2 separate regions of the Homo sapiens genome follow, and region 2 is linked to region 1. Evidence: read pairs that join two places in POLR2A ChIA-PET (ENCODE). Cell type or tissue: PC-9. All regions are shown on one strand. Each heading gives the region's core, and the rest is flanking DNA. Links, peaks and the distances in the headings are about the cores only.

Region 1 (9,964 bases), core at 3,101-8,100:
ACCTGGCGCGTGCCTGGCTAATTTTTGTATTTTTAGTAGAGGCGAGGGTTCACCATGTTGGCCAAGCTGGTCTTGAACTCCTGACCTCAGGTGATGCACTTGAGACAGAGTCTTGATCTGTCACCCAGGCTGGAGTGCAGTGGTGCAATCTTGGCTCACTGCAACCTCTGCCTCCCAGGTTCAAGCGATTCTCCTGCCTCAGCCTCACCTGTAACTAGGATTACAGGCACATGCCACCAAGCCCAGCTGATTTTTATATTTTTAGTAGAGACGGGGTTTCACCATGTTGGCCAGGCTGGTCTGGAACTCCTGACCTCTTGTGATCCACCTGCCTTGGCCTCCCAAAGTGCTGGCATTGCAGGCATGAGCCACCACACCCGGCCATTATACAACTATTATAGAGAGCTGTTTGGCTATGTGACAGGAATCATTTAAAAAGTATGCTTATTCTGGGCCAGGTGTGGTGGCTCATGCCTGTAATCCTAGCACTTTGGGAGGCTGAGGCAGGTGGATCACCTGAGGTCAGGAGTTCAAAACCAGCCTGGCCAACATGGTGAAACCCTATCTCTATTAAAAATACAAAAAAAATGAGCCAGGAATGGTGGCAGGCACCTGTAATCCCAGCTACTCAGGAGGATGAGGCAGGAGAATCACTTGAACCCGGGAGGTGGATATTACAGTGAGCTGAGATTGTGCCACTGCACTCCAGCCTGGGTGACAGACTACATTCCGTTTCAAAAAAAAAAAAAAAAAGTATGCTTATTCTTTGACTGAAGTGTCCCACTTTGGGACGTTAAAATCACTGTTGGCTGGGTGCAGGGGCTCACACCTGTAATCCCAGCACTCTGGGAGGACAAGGCATGAGGATCACTTAAGCCCAGGAGTTCGAGACCAGCCTGGGCAACAACGCGAGACCCTGTCCCTACTAACAATTTTTTTTTTTTATTATTAGCCAGGCGTAGGGTGTGTGCCTGTAGTCCCAGTTACTCAGGAGGCTGAGGTGAGAGAATCACTTGAGCCCAGGAGTTTGAGGCTCCAGTGAGCTATGATTGTACCACTGTATTCCAGCCTCCCAGGCAACAGAGCAAAAAAAAAGAGACAAAACAAAAACATAAAACTTACTCCTAAGAAGTTATTGGCCGGGTGCGGTGGTTCATGCCTGTAATCCCAGCACTTTCGGAGGCTGAGGCAGGTGGATCACCTGAGGTCAGGAGTTCAAGACCAGCCTGGCCAATTGGTAAAACCCTGTCTCTACTAAAAATACAAAAAATTTAGCCAGGTGTGGTGCCAGGCACCTGTAATCCCAGCTACTTGGGAGGCTGAGGCAGGAGAATCGCTTAAACCCAAGAGGTGGAGGTTTCGGTGAGCTGAAATCATGCCACTGCACTCCAGCCTGGACAACAGAGTGAGACTCCATTTCAAAAAAAAAAAAAAGGAAAAAAGAAAAGGAGTTATCTAAAATAAGAACCCAATACAAAGACATTCATTAGGGTAATATTAAGAATAACAGTGAAAGATTAGAAACAAATTCCAACAGAAATTGAATTAATTCAATAAATTATTGTAAATCAAAAAATAATATAGCATATAACAATATGGAAAGATGATTATGATTTGTTAAGCAAATAAAGCAGAAATGTGGATGTACAATCTGGCGCTTCTATTTACTAAGACACACAAAGATGAAAGATATAGTTATTATCTTATGGACTCAATTTAGAAAGAAAGACAAGAAAACAGACACTCAAAATGCAACATAATAAAGATGACAACAAAGACTAGTACAAGATGTTACAGGGTATGTACAAGGGTAATTGCCCTACATAGGTGGAAGAGAAAATAGTAGAGCTGAGTTGTAAAAGATAAACAAACATTAGCCAGTTGCAGGAGGGGATGGGAAGGCAAAGAAAAGACTCTAGGCTTAGAGAACAACATGCATACGCAAAGGAATGAAGAAGTAAAAGAATCTAGCACATTCACAAAATTGTTAAGTAGCTCTATGTGGAGGGAAAATGAAGCATCAGAGAGTGGAGTAGCAAGCAATGGTCAGCAGAGGTCAGGCCAGCTCAGGAAGAACAAGAAAGTCATGCAAGAGATTCTAAATTTCATCCTGAAGGCATGGGAGAACATTGAAGTTTTAAAGCCAGGTAGCCACATGGTGAGATTTGTTTTAAAATGTCCATCTGGCCACAAATCACATCGACGCTGCCTGAAGTGGAGTATAGGGGTAGTCCCAATCTCAAAAGGGCATGAGAGAACTTTTTAGGGTGATGAGAATTTTGTTTTGTTTTGTTTTGATTTTGAGATGGAGTTTCGCCCGTTGCCCAGGCTGGAGTGCAATGGCGCGATGTCGGCTCACCGCAACCTCTACCTCCCGGGTTCAAGTGATTCTCCTGCCTCGGCCTCCTTAGTAGCTGGGATTACAGGCATGCGCCACCACGCCCGGCTAATTTTGTACTTTTAGTAGAGACGGGGTTTCTCCAAGTTGGTCAGGCTCATCTCAAACTCCCGACCTCAAGTGATCCACCCGCCTTGGCCTCCCAAAGTGCTGGGATTACAGGTGTGAGCCACCGCGCCTGGCCGAGAATTTTTTTATCTTTTGGTATACATCTGTCAAAACTCGAACTATAGGCTTAAAATGGGTGTAATTATACTTGAGAATTTGATTCAAAGGAGGTAAAATCAATCAGCAGCAGGGTAGGACAAATCAGCAAGATGGAGCAAGATGGAGGGTTGATTTTCAGGTTTCAAGTTAGGGTGACTAGGTGATGGTGAGGAAAAAAGACAATTTAATGGGGTATGATAACGAGCCCCATTTTGAATATGCTGCATTTGACAGGAGTCACATCCACAGACAGAAACCCTGCAGACAGGTAGATGCGTACAAAGGTCAGGAGATCCGATCTGGGGAGTCAACAACACCATGGTGGTCACTGATGTCAACAACTATGTCTTACTGTTAAGTATTAGACCAGGATGGAAGGGAACACTGAGAAATGAAAAGTGTTAATTTGATGAAATGGTTCAGTAGAGGTTCAGTAGAGCTGTTTTCTTCATTATGCTGTCATAAAACTACCTGCAAGATAACATTTTAAACATTTGAAAAGCCCATTACTGGCTTAAAGGTAAAATAACAAAAATAAAAGAAGTCCTGGCATGCTCTTGGGAAAAAAAGGAGAACTTAATTACTCAAGTCTTTAACATAAACACCCCTTTTCATACTGCCTGAACAGTTCTGAAGTATGTACTGGGGTATGACATTTCCCCATCTGAAGGACTAGTAGCCTGAAGAGGTAGGAAGCATCACGAGGCCCACATCTAGCCCTGCCTAGATGGAAAACAGGACTTTTTTTTTTTTTTGGTAGAGATAGGGGTCTCACCATTTTGCGAAGGCTGGTGTCAAACTCCTGGGCTCAAGCAATCCTCTCGCCTTAGCCTCCCAAAGTGCTAGAATTACAGGTGTGAGCCACTATGCCCAGCCAACAGGACTATTTTAACATAAAAATTATTAGAAAAATTCTACCATTTTGTGAACAGAAGCTATGTAGTTCAGGTGTACTTGGTGTACTTATCAAAATCTGGGGAAAAGGAGCATCTCTACCACACTTTTGAACATGCTTTTAAGGTGTTCAAAGTTCAATTACCATAAACTTTTAAGTTTCCAAAATTTACATTTTATAGAGGAAATTTGTTATTTATTCAACTTCTAAAAAAAATCAAACAACATAGAAACATACAAAGTAGAAACCATTTCATTTTCTGAGCACACATTCTCCCATACCGGATACATTCCAGGTCTTGAAGATGTATTCTGCAATCTTGATTCCTGAGGTGGTAGATGGTCAGCCATCTGTGGCTCAGACCCGAAGTCTTTCATCTTTTGAAGCTGTTCTTTCTGTTCCCTGCAAACAAATAAAATTGACATAGTACATAAAGCATGCTTATTCCATTCCTAAGTGACTACAATTAATATTTAATTAAAAAAAGGAGACCTAAAAAATCCTTGTCCTAAAATTCTCTGCAGTGGCCATACACTGAGCAGCTCCAGGATTACCCTCTTTTGCTTTTATGTAGCTAACTCATCAGTCATTTAAGACATATAAATAATTATAAATTATTGAAGATATTCAAGAATAGATTCTACAACCTGCCTCAGTTGTTTTCTACTATCTCATCTACTTGTTATGTTTTTCTTTAATCCAACCAAAAGCTCTCTTGCTATTTTTTTTTTTTTTTTTTTGAGACAGAGTCTCACTCTGTCGCCTGGGCTGGAGTGCAATGGCGCGATCTCAGCTCACTACAACCTCTGCCTCCCGGGTTCAAGTGATTCTCCTGCCTCAGCCTCCCGAGTAGCTGGGTCTACAGGCATGCACCACCGCGCCCGGCTAATTATTTGTATTTTTTTAGTAGAGACGGGGTTTCACTATATTGGCCAGGCTGGTCTCGAACTCCTGACCTCATGATCCGCCTGCCTCAGCTTCCCAAAGTGCTAGGATTACAGGCGTAAGCCACCACGCCCGGCCTATTTTTTTCAACTCTTTAGACCAGAGGTTGCAAAATGGTGGCCCATGGGCCAAATATGGCCTAAAAAGGTTTTCAAAATGTGGCTTTCACATCAGTTTTTAAAATTTGAAATTAGCTGTCATATTTACAAAGCAAAATATTTCATATATAAATTCAAATCTTAAAGAGATATGGTAACACCAGGCCTACATTCCCACATGCCAACAATCAGCTGAGTGCAGTAGAGGCTGCCCATGTTAGATGAAACAACCTGTCACAATCTTCACCGTACTCTACAGAGTTATACTTGGCCCACTTTCACTCATTTTTGTTATCTGATTCTTGGGGACATTTTAATTTATGGCCCCTGCTGTAGATGGTGAGAACAACTGTCAGTCTATACCTTTAAAAACAACATTTCATATTCCTGAAGATAATTATGTAATCCTTCGGTTTTTTCTTTAAACTGACGAAATTCCTTTTACTTTTTTTCACAATGCCTACCTTAAACATAGGTAAAATCCACTACAATTTCTTAAGACCTTTTACAATTTTCTCCTTACATTAAAGTGACCCAAATGAGGGTCCACAAATGAGGGACCACAAAGTAAGGGTCAAGTGTGTAAGATTATTTACTGCTCAGGTAAATCCCATCATCACATCCCTTATGATACTCCTTACGACTTTACACTGACACAACATAAACGACTTGTATTCGGCTATGACATTATCCATCACTCCCTATATATTGTTTAATTATGTTCATGTTGCCTAGAAAGCTTTAAAAAAGGATGAAGCAGCAGCAGCACCTTTTATCCAGCATTACCATGCAAAGCAATAACGAATTAAAAAGAAATTTAAAAAGGAAAAAAAAAGAAACCTTGGCAGCTTAACAACACCAATCAGCTTGGTATTCTCCATAAATAACACAGATTTTAGAGTTTTAGACAGATTGAGTTCAAAGGCCGGGTTTGCCACTTACTAGCCAAGGGAACTTAACCTCTTTGAACTTTAGTGTCATTTGTGAAGTGGGGATAATACTACCTTATCTTTGCAGGCCTTTGAGATAGACAGACTGACATAATATACACTCAATTATTAGCAAGTGCCCAGTTACACGGTAGGTGTTAAAATTAAAGGTGTCTATAACTTAAAAGTGAATAGTGTAGTAGCTAAATATTCTATAGCATGCTTTCCACATTTTCTTCATGAGTAATCTGGAAAAAATAAACCTCTTAGCTATAGACCATACAAACCTGCCGTATCTGGTCTTTCATCATTACCTTTTCTTCACCGTATTTTTCTTTCCTAGTTCTAAAGTTTAAGTTATAATTTATTGTTAAGATCCACAAATGTAAACCAGAATTGAAAAATGGAAGAAATACATTGGAATTTATCAAAACCTAATCATTAATTGACTTTCTCAAAAAAATTGCTTTAAAAAAGTTTTCAATCTGTCACTGACTTCTAAATTCCTATCCCAAGATACAGCTGGTTTAAGGATTAAATGAGTTTATTATACACAACACACTTAGTACAGTTCCTGGCCCGGAGTAAGCATGCAATAAATGTTAGCTTTTGTTATTGTTGTTACCACAAGAAAAGAGGAAAATTATGTAGATACCTATACACAGTTGATTGTAAGTCAAGAAATCCTATTTTCCATTTCACAAAGAAAACATTTGGTTATGTAGAAACAAATAACATCCTCAAGGAGAAATATCTGCTTTTAGTTATAATGAAAGATAAAACATCCCCAAAAGAAAGTATCAATAGTTAAGACAAATCTGAGGATGCTCCTAAGCAAACCATTCTTAGCTTCAACAAAGAAAAATACAGCACTTTCCAAAGTTTTATCAATGATTAGTGAATATAAAGTCTATCAGATCTAATACCAAAGAACAAACTGATTACTGGAAAAAATGAAGGTTACACATGAACCCTGTGAAATCCAGAGCACTGAAAAGTTGAAGTTTGACACTTGAAACATGCACAGGCATGGCATGCCAGCAACACTTCTACAAAGGCCAAGACAGCAATCAATTTTCACATCTTAGGGCATAAGTTTATCATTAACACAGTTCCTAAATACCCATTCTAACCCTAAAACAGCACTGAATGACCAGAAATATAAATTAAAAGTATGTGATAAGAACTTGAAGTAAAATGATTCCATTCAAATATATCATATCACTTTAAAAAGAGCAGTCTGAATGTGGTTTTTATTAAAAGAAAGGATCTGAAGGAGTCAACTTACCGAAGCATTTTCAGTTCTTGTGCAGCTTTCAAAATGATTTCATGCTGCCTCTGACTGAGAACCATTACCCCTCCAAGGCCTTGGTCAGAGTCTAAGCTTGCATCGGACCCCATCATTTCTGAGGAATGATGTGAGGAGGGCATATGTTCCGCCATGGGGGAATGTCTATCCACATCAGATGGGTACCATCTGTCTGACAACCGTTCTCTTTCCCAGTCCATTCTGTCAGGAACATAATCTCGCTTTTCCCGCCATGTATCTCCTCTTTCTGGATACTCTCGAATCCTCAACTCACCCCTATCACGGAAATCTCGATCATACCCATGCTCTCGATTTCTTTCTTCTCTCCATCTATCATCCCGATATCTATCCAAAGGTGGAAGAGGTGGGAGGGGCGGTAAAGGTGGAAGAGATGGAATATCCCGTTCACGAAACTGTGATTCTTGTTCATCCAGTGGTCTCCCATAATCTCTGTCCCACTCATTATCCAAACTTCTATCATACATATCCATAGGTCTTGAAATCCGATCCACATCCCTGTCCATGTCCCTTTCCATTTCCCTATTGTAGTCCTCATCCATATCCTGGTCTCTCTCCCAATCATCCCACCAAGGGCCTCGCCTATCTCCATCATGAGACCGAGATGGTGGTGCTGAGAACCTGTCCTCTCTGTTATAGAGCTCTAGTGTATCATCTTGATAGTCACGTTCACATTCTCTCCAGTATCTCTCTCTATCCCAGTCATCGAGTCTTTCTCGTTCCATTGGAGCATTTCTACCATCTAATGGAAACTCTTCATGCCCTCGCTCTTCTCCATGGTTCCATGGAGCCCTAGGAGGCTCATCCCGGTGATATGGATACATTTTTTCCCCACCATCTCCTGGTTCTGGTCTGAATGGACCTCTATCACGACCAAAATCTGATCTTCCCAGTCCCCTTTCTCGACTGCCAGGCCCTCGAGGTGGTCCTCTCTCCCTGCTCCCAGCTCTTCGGGGTGGTATTCTCTCTCTACTCCCAGCCCTTCGAAGAGGTCCCCTCTCCTGACTGCCAGCCCTCCGAGGTGGTCCCCTTTCTCGGCTGCCAGCTGCACCCCTGTCCTGGCTCCCTTGAAGACCACCTGGCACTTTCTCCCGACTGCTTCCAGGCCTCACCAACCCTCTGTCCCGGCTACCTTCTCCTCTGTTCATCTTCTCTCGACTATCTTCTCTTCTACCCATCATCTTATCCCGAAAGTCTTCTTGCTTGACCAATCCTGGGCCTCGACTGATTGCCTGGCCGCGACCTCTGTTTACTAGACCTTTATCCCGTGTGTCTTCCATTCTGCTTTGCCCAGGACCTCTGTAAGATGAGCTGTTGCCTCTATTGCCTTCTAATCTATTATCTCTATTATCTGGCCGAGGCAGGCCTTTATCTTGGTTGTTTTCTGAATGGGGTAGACCAATACCCACAGGTTTAAAATCATTATCTGCTGTTAATGATGATGTTGCTACTGCTGTTCCTCCCTCCATCCCCCCTGTTTTTGAAGGAAAAGTAGATTGAGCAGGTACAGGCTTATTCGCAAGGGGTACAGGCTGAGTAACAGCTTGGGCTTTGTCGATTTGAGTCTCCATACTTTGAACATTCTGGTCCCAATTAGAGGGCTCTACGGGCCCTTCCGAGACTTCACTTTTAGGTGGCTCTTGTTGAGAGTCGCTTAGATTCTCATTTGACTGAGCCGCCTTGACATCCTTTACATCTGCAGCAATGGAAAATGCAGCTGATTGCATTTTAAAATTCTTCTGCTGGTTACTACTGGTGTCTGCTAATGGTTCTTTGTTTCCTGAAAGAGGTTCTGCTTGTGACTTAGGTTGCTGCTGATGCTGCTGTCCAAAAGCTGGTTTGGGGCCTTTCCACTGTGGTCCACTCTGTCGAGGACTTAGGGATGTACTGGGGGTAATATAAAATTGAGATGCTGGCCCCCGGGGAATCATTCCCCACTTGCTTTTAGTGCCCTCTGCTGGGTGACCTTCATATCTGGGTCTTGGCCCATCGGGGCGATTTCCTTCAAAACGAGGCCCTTTGGGTCTCGGTCCTTCACACCTTGACCCTAAATCCTCAAATCTTCGAGGACCATCAAATCTACAAGTAAAACAAAAGATATTACTCAAGACAGTAAAGCAGAAAAAAAAAATTCTCCATGTAAGAATATTTAAGGCACTCTTGCCTTAGAATTTGTTTACAACAATGACTCTTTTCAGTCATTAAATTAATCCTGAGTCACCAATATCTTAGAACCAGTATGTTAAGGTGGCAGTGCTCAGAAGGTCTTAGGACAGGCTTTGGAAATCATGTCAGTATTATCTAACTTACTTCAACACATCTCCTGCCGCAAGTCACTGATATACTGAACGGTTAAAAAGCAATTACAGGCCTGGCGCAGTGGCTCACACTTGTAATCACAGCACTTTGGGAGGCAGAGATGGGCAGATCACCTGAGATCAAGAGTTCAAGACCAGCCTGGCCAACATGGTGAAACCCTATCTCTACTAAAAAAAAAAAAAAAAAAAAAATACAAAAATTTAGCCAGGTGTGGTGGCAGGTGCCTGCAAATCCCAGCTGCTTGGGAGGCTGAGGCAGGAGAATCACTTGAACCTGGGAGGCAGAGGTTGCAGTGAGCTGAGATCACGCTATTGCACTCTAGACTGGGTGACAAGAGTGAGACTCCGTCTCAAAAAAAAAAAAAAAAAAAAGCAATTATAAATACTGTGCCTTAGGAGACAGAAAAGGCTGCTCATTTTAAAGAGAAAAAAATTAACAAATTCCATAACTAACTCTGAGCACTTCTGGAATTAAATTGTAACTAAAAACTAAATATGAAAAGACTAACAAGAAAATATAGGATGATTATAAATATTGTTAGAGCTAGCACTAACATTTTGATTGACAAAAGTTAAAAAAAAAAAAAAAAGAAACAGTAGCCCTATCTTAAGAGTAGGTTCTGACATTTTAAAAAGTCTGCACAGTTATTTTTGCTATAAACCCACTTGCTCATCCAGTAAAAAGAAAGTACACATCCTTTATCTGTCAGGCATTACATTACATCCAAGAGATACAAGAATAAAATGTCATATGTGCCCTCAAAGAGTTTACAACAAAATATAAAGATAATCTAAGTGTAAATAAGTACCAAGAGATGTAATGTCTCAAGTCTATGTGTACACAATA
Region 2 (9,964 bases), core at 3,357-8,356, 150 kb after region 1:
TCTACAGACCAACAATGTTTCCTCTCTCCTCAGAACTCCCACTTGAGGGAGTTGCCAAGACATTCCTCTGTTTGCCCATTAGCAGAGTCAGGGATATCAGAGTATTTGCAAGCCAGCTAGAGAGCCTTTGATGGCTTTTATGTTATGTTGAAAACAAAATGTTGTGTTATTGTGCAAGAGGAAGATTATGTGTGTGTCATCATTTTGTGCTTGGTCTCCTACGTCCAATCCTGCTCTAAGTTGTCATTTCATTTCCTAACCTCCTCCCCTCCCAGTCAGGTATTTCTGTTCCATCCCTGGGTTTGTAGCCTCCCTTTTTTTTTCTTGAGTTCTGTGCAGCTCTGCATTTCAGCAGACGTTTCCTATGTATCAAGCACTGTGCGGGGAGCTAGGGACACACAAGGTAGAATGTGATCCTGGCCTCTGAGAAGCTTACAATCTTGGGAGACAGATATAAACAATCTATTTTCCTTAGAGTTTCCTTCTCCTGAAGCTTGGGCACCCAAACCCATCACCACTGTCCCCCCCTTCAATAGTTTCTCCTGTTTACTTGGTGGGGAGCATTTCTTTATGTATTTGGAGACTTTCTATATTATAGAGTTGCTGTTGCTACAAGTGAAATTAGTCTAGCTTCCTACAGAGAGGGAAGTTACTCTCTCCCTGTTGATTTTCAGAGAAGAAAGAACCCTTGTAAAGATAGATTCCAAACCAAGAGACCCAAGGAGCAAGCGCATTATTGTGCCATAAATAGGCCATCACTTGGGCAGGTCCTGGGACAGCCTGGGAAAGGGGACTCGGTAATCTTAGGGCCCACTCTCCCTTTAATCTGCTCTCCCAGACAAAGCAGACCGGAAGTGTTGACTTTGGCAATAGGGAACTGGCCAATAGCCTGCAGCTCAGTGAATGAAATTAGAATCTTGAGTGGATGGGGAGAGGGAGGTATCTCCAACACTAATAGCAATCAAAGGGTTTGTGCTATGGTTATAATCAGTGTGGCAGAGGAAAGTCAAAGGAATACCATTTCCAATAAACTCAGAGGCGTGAAAAGGCAAATCAATTTTATGAACACCCATGAAATTGGTTGGTTGTGACCACTATGGGTGGAAACACTGAGCTTCAGTGGAATTTCCCTTAATATTAAACCAGGAAACTAGAGTCCCTGGTTATCTCTCTGTCGTATACAGCAGCTGACATCTATTCCTCCTGGGGATTGGGCAGATCTTAAAGTTGATGTCCTAAGCTTCTGACTGGGATCACAGCTCTGGATAGGGGTTGGGTCAGGCCATCGCCTTTAGAAAACCAGTTATTTAGCCTCTCTTTCCAATGGGATTTCTCTGAAACCTTGTTCATGATGATGCCAACTTGTGTCTCCTTGAAAAATCAAAACAATGGAATTAAACTTGGGTGTTCTCCTATAGATCTAGCATTTTATGTCACAGTCAGGGTAGACAAATGTGCTGTTGGCTCCTGGCAGGCTCATGTGCAGCTCTGGAGATGTTCTAAAGTGGGTGCAGTCAACAGCCACCCATCTGCATACTCCGCAGTGGTCTGGTTTAACAATTCTGACCTATCATCCCTCTAAACCTTGAAAACTCTGTGGTCTTGGCGTCCAAGCCATGTCTTCCAGTAGACTCTCACACCCAGAATCAGCAAAACCTCTTTTGTCAGACCATATCTTGAGTTTAGGCTTCAAAAAAATGGCATCGTGGGTTAGCTTTGTGGGGCGGGGTGAGTAAAACTCCAGTCCTGACTTTTAGGGGTATGGCTGGTCTTGGGGGCTTGGCATGGTGGGAAGAAGGGGCCAAGATAGTGGTTGGCATGAGGATATGGAGAACTTTGGAAGCAGAGCCAGAGACTCTGAGGATTGAGGCCCAGGAAAGTTTGGCACGAGTAACAGCTGGGTATTTAACCAGGAACAGTCACTCTATTTTTCTGAGCCTTGGCGGTATGTCAGAGCAACAAGCAGCTCTAGCAGGGTCTACGTCCTTCCTATTGTCTCCACCCCAACCTCACTCATCGTCCCAAACATCTGCTTCCAATTCGGGCCCTTGCCTTCTTGTCTGATTCCTGTACAAACCGCGGGTGGCACGGGTGAGGGGCAGGTCTGCAGGTGTGGACTGGGGAAGAAGAGGAAGGCTCTGGAAGAAGCTGCTTACAGGTTTAGTTTCAGGTCCTGATGAAGGAGTAAGGATTTGATCTATTAAAAAATTTTATATTTGTGTGTGTGTGTGTATACAAAATGTAAACAGTAAGTTGTTTCACTTCCTGGGTAAAAGTAACAATCTGAGGGAGGGAATTGGGACCAGCTGGAGAAGTCTCTGCGCCATCACATGGCCTGCTTTTCAAAGGCAGCACAGAGTCACTCCAGAGGCAGCAAACTGAAGTGATTAGTGCCCACAAGGAGCAGCCGAAGGTGCTAATGAGGTATTAACACCGCTTCTCCAGCTAGCAGCTGTGGATACTCCGAACAGACCAGTGAGGCAGAGCAGCAAAAGCAGCCTGGAACTGGAGGCGGCCAGGAGAGGAGCAGCAAGCCGGTGCCCACAGTCAGCCACGGCACCCTCAGCAGGCCCATTAGGAGGAATTGAGAAGCTTCTCCAGTGTTTGCCCTAAAATCTCAATCCATTTTAAGTGACAGAAAGTGACAAAAAACACCCCAGAGGAAAATACTGGGGCCTAAGGGAGTAATCTCAGAACTCTTGTAATAATAATAATAATAGCAGCCAACATCTAATACATGCTTACTCTGTGCCAGGCCCTATTCTAAGCACTTTGTCTGTGTTAATTCATTTAATATTCACATCATTCTATAAGCTGAAGACAATCATTATTCCCATTTTACAGATGAGGAAACTGAAGTACAGAGAAGTAAGTTGCGCAGGATTACATGTCCAGTGGATGGATGTAGGTGTCAAATTGGCTCTGACACGTTTTCTCACACAAGCCCAAAGGAGGTGGAGTTAGGGGCAGGACAGACAAGTCTGGAGAACACTGGTAAGAGAGTTGCTAGTGTTCTGTTCATCCTCTAACCCAGGGAGACATTGTGTAGGTCTGTGACTTCTGGGACCCCAGGGAGCCAGTCTGGCCGGCACTTCTTTGTCCAGTCCTGCTGCCTGGTGCCTCCTGAGGTTTCTGTTTCCCAATCAGGGTACGGGTTCCATTCTCCACCTCCCTCTCCAGGGCAGGAGGCACCCTCCATCCCTCAATCCAAATAAGCTGGGAGAGATGCCTCAGGGAGTTGGCCAGGCTCCAGGCCCCTGATGGGAAGTGGAAGAAGACACTTACTAAAGGGCAAGATCTGGCCAAGACCTGTGGGCTACCAGGATCCCCATTAAACTTCAAAGCTGAGCGCTGAGGCCGAGCCCATCATTTGACTGGCAACTCAGGAGCTGGTTGGACAGACCAGCTCACCGTGGCGGGCCTCTGTCTTGCAGAGAAGCAACCGTGTGGATAGTGACAGGCCACAGGCCTCTTCCAGCTGTTGCTTCCAGGGCTGAGCCAGAGGCCACTTTCCATGGGCACAGCCCATTTTTACTAAGATGAAAGGTTCTAGGAGGCTTACCTGACCAGGCCAGAGGCCCAAGGACGGTGGCTGTGAAGCACCACCAGCTCTCAGTGAACGTGGTCTGAACCATCTCAGCTCGTTCCTGCCTTTGTTCCTTTACTTGTTCTGTGCACTCTGCAAGGAATGAGGCCCATCCCGTCCTTCCTCCCTGCTACCTCCCCATCCTTCAAACCTGGCTCGTGCCAGAGGATATGAGGATTAAATAAGAGAACTCATGAAAAGTGCCGGTACTGTGTCTGACACTAAGTGTAAAAAAAAAAATTAGTAGTTAGCAATAGTAAACCACTATCCACAGTTGTCTTTGGTTATGTTGTGGATTTGAATTTGGAAGATCTGGGTTCAAATTTCTGACTTGCCACTGCCTAGGTGTATACTCTGCATAAATTGCTTAGTCGCTCTTAACTTTAACTGGGAAATAGTGATTCTAACAACGTACAAGTGTACCCGACAGAGGGCACGTAAAGCTTAAATGAGACAATGGATGTGAATAGTGTTTTGTAAATCACAAAACATCCTCTTAATTCCAACATTGCCTCTCCCACGTCCACTGGTACTGACCTTGGCCTGACCTGGGTATAGCTAAATTCCTTTGCTCTTCCATTCAGCAAAGACAAACCAAGAATTTTTTCAGAAGAAACTTTGGTTTAAAAAATTAAAGGACTAAACTAAAGGAAAATGCAAAAGAAGAGGAGTGATTGGGCTTTTGGAATACTGATGTCTCCTGCTACTAAGTCCAACCTCAGGGGCCAAACTCACTGTCAGTTATGGCCATAGTTACCATTTGCTCTCCCTCCTCAGTCTTGCCAGGGTCTTCCTGACATGGATTCAGAGTTGAAGGGCACTGAGGAAATGAAGAGCCCAGAACAATTCTGAGCCACCCTCCTCCCTTACACACACACCCAGGATGTGGCTAAAACTTACAGACCTTAAAATATTATGTGCCCAAGCCTCACAGCAAGTCCAGCTACCAGAGGCCAGTTTCCTGAGAAGCTAATGAGGCTTACATTGAGGGCCGCTCACCTACAGGAGTTCCTTCCAAGGTCATATTTTTTTTCAAAGTCATAGTATTTGCTAAGGTAAAAACAACAAACAAACAAAAAAAACCAAAAAACTATAGCTAGGTGTGGTGGTATGCACCTGTAGTCTCAGCACTTGGGAGGCTGAGGCAGGTGGATCAATTGAGCCCAGGAGTTTGAGAGAGTAGTGCACTATGATCACACCTGTGAATAGCCACCACACTCCAGCCTGGGCAACATAGCAAGACCCTGTCTCCTCCCAAAAAAATTTAACTGTAGTCAGTCTCCACCCTGATTTCTTATCTGTCACACCTCCCTTCATGTCAGGCTGTGGTGAGGTGGCTGTGGCATTTGGGAGTATGACTAAAGGAATTTGAGTTGGGAATATACTCAGTTGGGCCTTCTGTAATATATTCATTTGGTTATGTTGGGAAAACACTCCGTTGGGTTGTATGTAATATGTGTATGTCATGTAGTATATTTATTGCTAACTGTCCTGATTATAAATGGCTTGTAGAAATAATTCCACCATACACTGTGCTGATTCACCTGACACAGTGGCAGGTGCAGGATCAGCAGCTGTCACATTGGGACCAGAAGTATGAAGACAGGAGAGGAAAAACAAGAGTTGAAATGTATGGAGCCAGGTGGGGTGTGGTGGCTCCCGCCTATAATCCCAGCACTTTGGGAGGATGAGGTGGGCAGATCACTTGAGCCCAGGAGTTCGAGACCAGCCTGGGCAACATGGTGAAACCCTGTCTTTACAAAAAATACAAAAATTAGACGGGCATGGTGGCAGGCGCCTGTAATCCCAGCTACTCATGAGGCTGAGGTGGGAGGATCACCTGTCACCTGAGCTTGGGAGGTTGAGGCTGCAGTGAGCCGTGCTTGTGCCACTGCACTCCAGCCTGGGTGACAGAGTGAGACCCTGTATATTAAAAAGAAAAGTATGGAGCTAGAAGCTAGTCTGTGAAAAAGCCTCTCAGTCCTCAGATGCTCAAAACCTACCGAGGTCTTCTGTTGCCTAAAGCTTACATAATTTTGGGATCCCTTTAAAAAAAAAAAAGAATACAAAATTAAATATGAAGGAAAATTTTGAAATAAGAAAAAAAAATCACAACAAATCCTAAAACTTAAAAAGCTGGCAAATACCACAAACATCATAAAGTCTAGACAAATAATCCAGACCTGCATCTTGGATGTGCCCTGTTGGCCGCCTGTGTGCCTGCCTCACCAGTCCACCATTTCATGGGAAGAGAGACGCTAAAGAATCATCTTCAGGATGACTGGAGTTTCCAGGAATAGAGAAGAATAACAATAATGAAATATGAATTTTATGCCCTTTTTTTGGCCTCCCTGTGCAGGTTCCTGGAGGGAGTACACAGTCCCGAAGGCAGCAGCTCAGACAGTTTCCTGAGTTGAGAGCCGAGAACTACATGCCAGGGGCCATCCAGGGTTCCTATGGTGCTGGCCTTTGCCATGTTCAAATACAAGGAGCACAGATTTCCTGAGTTAGAAGGCTATCTTGTTGTGACTAATTCCTTAGAAACTTGGGAGGACTTGCCTTGGCCCAAGGGCAGCTCTGCAGGAAGACAGGGTCACACAGCTTAGGAGACACCTCCTAATGTTTAGCATTTCCCAGTGTCTTAAGATGTTTTCCCCAAAAGCAGACCCAGCAAACAAGGGTTTGTGTGAAAGTGGTGATTTTTTCCCAAATCTTCCCAGGAGTAGGGGAAGGGGACTGAAAAGAGGAGGCCAAGCAAGGATACAATGTCAAGCAAAAGGCCACGAAGGGTAAGTGGCTCAGTCTGCAAGAGCTCTGGAGATGGAGGAGATATTTCTACCTCCACACTCAGAGTCACTGGTCAGGGGCTGCCTGTAGGGGCTCAGGGACGAAACCTCCCCGGCACTGGCCTGCCCTCCATGCAGGTGGCCAGAGCAGGTTCCAACAGCCTGAGGGCAGCCCGCTGACAAACAGGCAGGTGTGGGCTGTTGGGAGTGAACCATGTGTCCTGAAGTGATACGGGGATCGGAAGACATGGGGGCAGAGTGCTGACTGCGTCTGCTATCCTCCTGCCCTGTCTGCTCCTAACTGCTTTGGTTGTATGGTCCTCATTAGTGGCTTGTTATGACTAGGAGTTATCCTGTATTGATTATCTCATTGAATCCTCAAAGTAGCGCTGTTAGCACCCCCATTTTATGGGTGAAGAAACTGAAGCCCAGAGGCAGCTGCTGAGACCTGCCTGAGATCTCCCTCAGCTGCAAGCTGCTCTCTTCAGTCTTCCTGAAAGTTATTCCAGGTCTCAGCACCCTGTTTGTTTCTTGCACGAGCAGAGGCTCCCTGTCTGGTTTGTTCGCCATTCACACTCACTGCCTAACACAGCCTCAGGCATGTGTGAAAAAGATGCTCAATGCATAAAGGAACCTAGAACCAAGAGCTTAGCCTCCACACTAAATGCCAAGCCTCCTGGGATCATGCCTTACGGTATGGTGCCACAGTGATACCCCCTCAGTGCCGCCCAGTGCTGGGGACCGCAAGGTGCCTGTGGATCCTGGAATGAGTGCCTGCTGGGAAGGGAAAGCCCCTAAGCAGAGACTCGAGAGTGCCAGGGAGATGGGTCCCAGCTGCATTCCGACAGCAGCCTCCTCCATATCGGCAGAAGCGTTTGTGAAATTGTCCTCTAAATGATTCCAGTCTCCTGGGAATGGCAACATTCTATTTTTGGATGGTTTTTGGTGTGTCCCTCAAGTCCCCCCTAAAAGTTGTATAGCATTCACAGCCTGTGTACAAGTTTAGAATTAATTTGTGAGATTGCTAGTGGCCTCTGGAATGTGCCACAAATGGTCCCAAAATCCTGCCTGAGAGCTCAGAGAGCTGTGGACAGACCCAAAAAGGAAAATAAGACAACTGGATATAGAGCCCGTATCAATTGGATAAAGTATTTAGACTGTATACAAGCCAAAGAAAAAGCACATTTGCCTTTGGAGGCTGTCTGGGGCCCTGCAGGGGTTGAAAGGGAAGGGCTGCTCCTAGCTCTCTGGAGAGCAGTGGAGGATACAAAACATGCTCCATCCTGTCCTGCCTAGCCTTCACCTGGGCCCGTGTCCTTGGGGGTAATTGTGACCATGGTACCCAGCTGTGCTGCCTCTTCCTGGTGCTGGAGAGGGCTGGCTCCAGGCCAGGAAGGAGAGAAGGCCACACTGAATGAAACCTAAAGCTGGGTAGGGGCTGGGGCAGAGCTGCTCTTGCAGGCTTGGGAGCTCCAGGCTGGTTGCCACCTGCCCTCCCCAACTCAAACTAAATATCCAGCCCTGTGGGTAAGTGAGCAGTTCTTGGCCTCATCCTGCCCAGGCGTCTCTGGCTTGAAATCGCCTTCCTTCATGAAACTGGGGCTGCCGTCTGCCCTTGGACTGTTCTTCCCGTTCTTCACCCCAGGGGTTCAAGCTGATTGGCAGACTTATCCAAGCATGAAGGGTAGGGGCACTGGCCTTGGGCAGCAGCCAGGAAGAGGGAGGGAGGGAGAGGCACAGACCAAGGACAGACATGGAGTCAGAGAACGCCTGAGAGCAAGAGACAGTAAGACAGGCAGTGGTATGAAGACAGAGGGAGAGGGAGGCAGGGAGAGGAGGCATATCCTCCAAGAATGCAGAAGGAGTGCTTCATTGCCTAGAGGGAGGGGGAAGAAGGAGAAGGTGACAGCTGAGCAGACTGGGCTCTTAGCTGGGGCTCCCACAGTGTCTGAGCTGCCTCACCCATCTGCATTTTTCAGTGGAAGGCATGTGTTCTCCAAGGTGGGCCTTAGGTGCTGGAGCGGGGGCTTTCAACATCCCCACATCTGCTTCCCATCTGCATCCCCACTCATGGCGGATTTATATCCCAAGGCTTTCTCGCCAGAGCCACAATCCATTCAAAACAAACCGTGGTTTTTCATTTGTAGCTGCAAATCCATGGAGTCATCTTCAGCTCTCTTGGGTTGCCTGAGGCCCCACAGGGCTCCCGGCAGTGCCAGTGTGGATTCAGGATGGAGAGTCAATGGCAGAGGAAGGAGAAGGGAGTCGGGGGGGAAGAAAGAGGCCCTCTGCCTGTGACCTGCAGAGAACTTGAGTCCTTGCTGAAGGGCTTTGGGAGGCACCCCAAGTCCACTGGATCTCCCAGGTCCTTCCCCCGAGGCTGCACCTGGCGTGCTGTCGGCATGGCCAATTGGTCCTTTCTGTATCTGGGAAGTGGGGTGCTGAGGCAGAGCCACAACCGGCCATGTCATTGCAAGATGTGCAATGGCCTTGAAAATGGCGTTTGTATGTTTTTTTTATGTTTATGTTTTTTTTTTTTTCTTAGACTGAGTCTCGCTCTGTCACCCAGGCTGGAGTGCAGTGGCATGATCTCGGCTCACTGCAACCTCTACCTCCTGGGTTCAAGCAATTCTTCTGCCTCAGCCTGCCGAGTAGCCGGGATTACAGGCACGTGCCACCATACCCGGGTAATTTTTTATATTTTTGGTAGAGATGGGGTTTTACTATCTTGGCCAGGCTGGTCTCAAACTCCTGACCTCAAGTGATCCACGCCCCCCTTGGCCTCCCAAAGTGCTGGGATTACAGGCGTGAGCCACCGCACCCGGCCATGTGTTTTTAAAAAAAGTTTTAAAAAGCTAATAAATGGGTTCGATAAAACAACCCAGGCCCAAACTCCAGTTTTTTATGTAAACACAAGGCTTAGAGACTTGACAACATCTGTCTCCCTCCTGCCATTCTGCCATGGTGAGTGCCCCATCTTCCCTTCCCTGGGCTCAGGACCTATCCCCTCCAGGGTTTTTTTGACCCTTCTGCCACTCCGTCCCAGGCCTTTCACTGCCTCTCCTCATTAGTCTATTCATTTATTTATTCATTCACTTACTATTTTCAGCACCCATTCAATAATTCATTTATTCAACCACTCATTTCTTCATTCAGTGTTTATTGAGCACTGTGCTAGGCTTACAGCAAATAAGAGGCAAATCTTCTAGTGAATGAAAGATAGCTTGAGGGGAGAGAACAGCACAAGCAACGTCGTGAGTCAATGTATAATTAAGGGGCTTACGCAGTACATTCCCTAGGATTTTGGAAAAGAGAAATGGAAATCTTCCCAAAGGAAGTGGGAGTTTGGTGTCTCCCCGTCTGCTCTGAGGACATGGCTCTCTAACAGAACATAGAGGTGGGAGAACTCGAACATCCTTGATTCTGCCCTGAAGCCGCTCAGGCCTGGAGTTACAGGAAGACATGAGAGGCAGGAGATTAGGTAATAAAAAGGGGACCCTCCGCAGTGTGAGCTTCGGTGGGACTCCTGAGGTTGGGGGTAGCATTCTGCTGGCCATCTGAAACCACGCATCAGCCCCTCAGGCCTCTGGAG

What was found. Peaks named below come from ENCODE experiments on the same cell type or tissue, not always from the same donor. Only the 100,000 strongest peaks of a DNase experiment are listed, where the experiment ranks them.
Region 2: POLR2A ChIA-PET joins it to region 1 with 9 read pairs; 2 of 35 experiments call an interaction of 5 or more read pairs at or near these places.

What each region holds. Positions count from the first base shown.
Region 1 is chr14:74,796,494-74,806,457 of GRCh38, reverse strand. It overlaps YLPM1 (YLP motif containing 1), which reads right to left. Exons shown (of 21, transcript NM_019589.3): 5 at 6,761-8,878; 6 at 3,782-3,902. Among named protein-coding and RNA genes, the nearest start is that of YLPM1, 38 kb to the right of the region's middle. In PC-9, for the core only: no CTCF peak of the experiment used is centred there; no DNase peak of the experiment used is centred there.
Region 2 is chr14:74,645,980-74,655,943 of GRCh38, reverse strand. LOC105370567 (a long non-coding RNA gene) reads left to right here. Exons shown (of 2, transcript XR_007064268.1): 2 at 2,446-5,104. Among named protein-coding and RNA genes, the nearest start is that of LTBP2, 39 kb to the right of the region's middle. In PC-9, for the core only: no CTCF peak of the experiment used is centred there; a DNase peak (open chromatin) is centred at 6,093.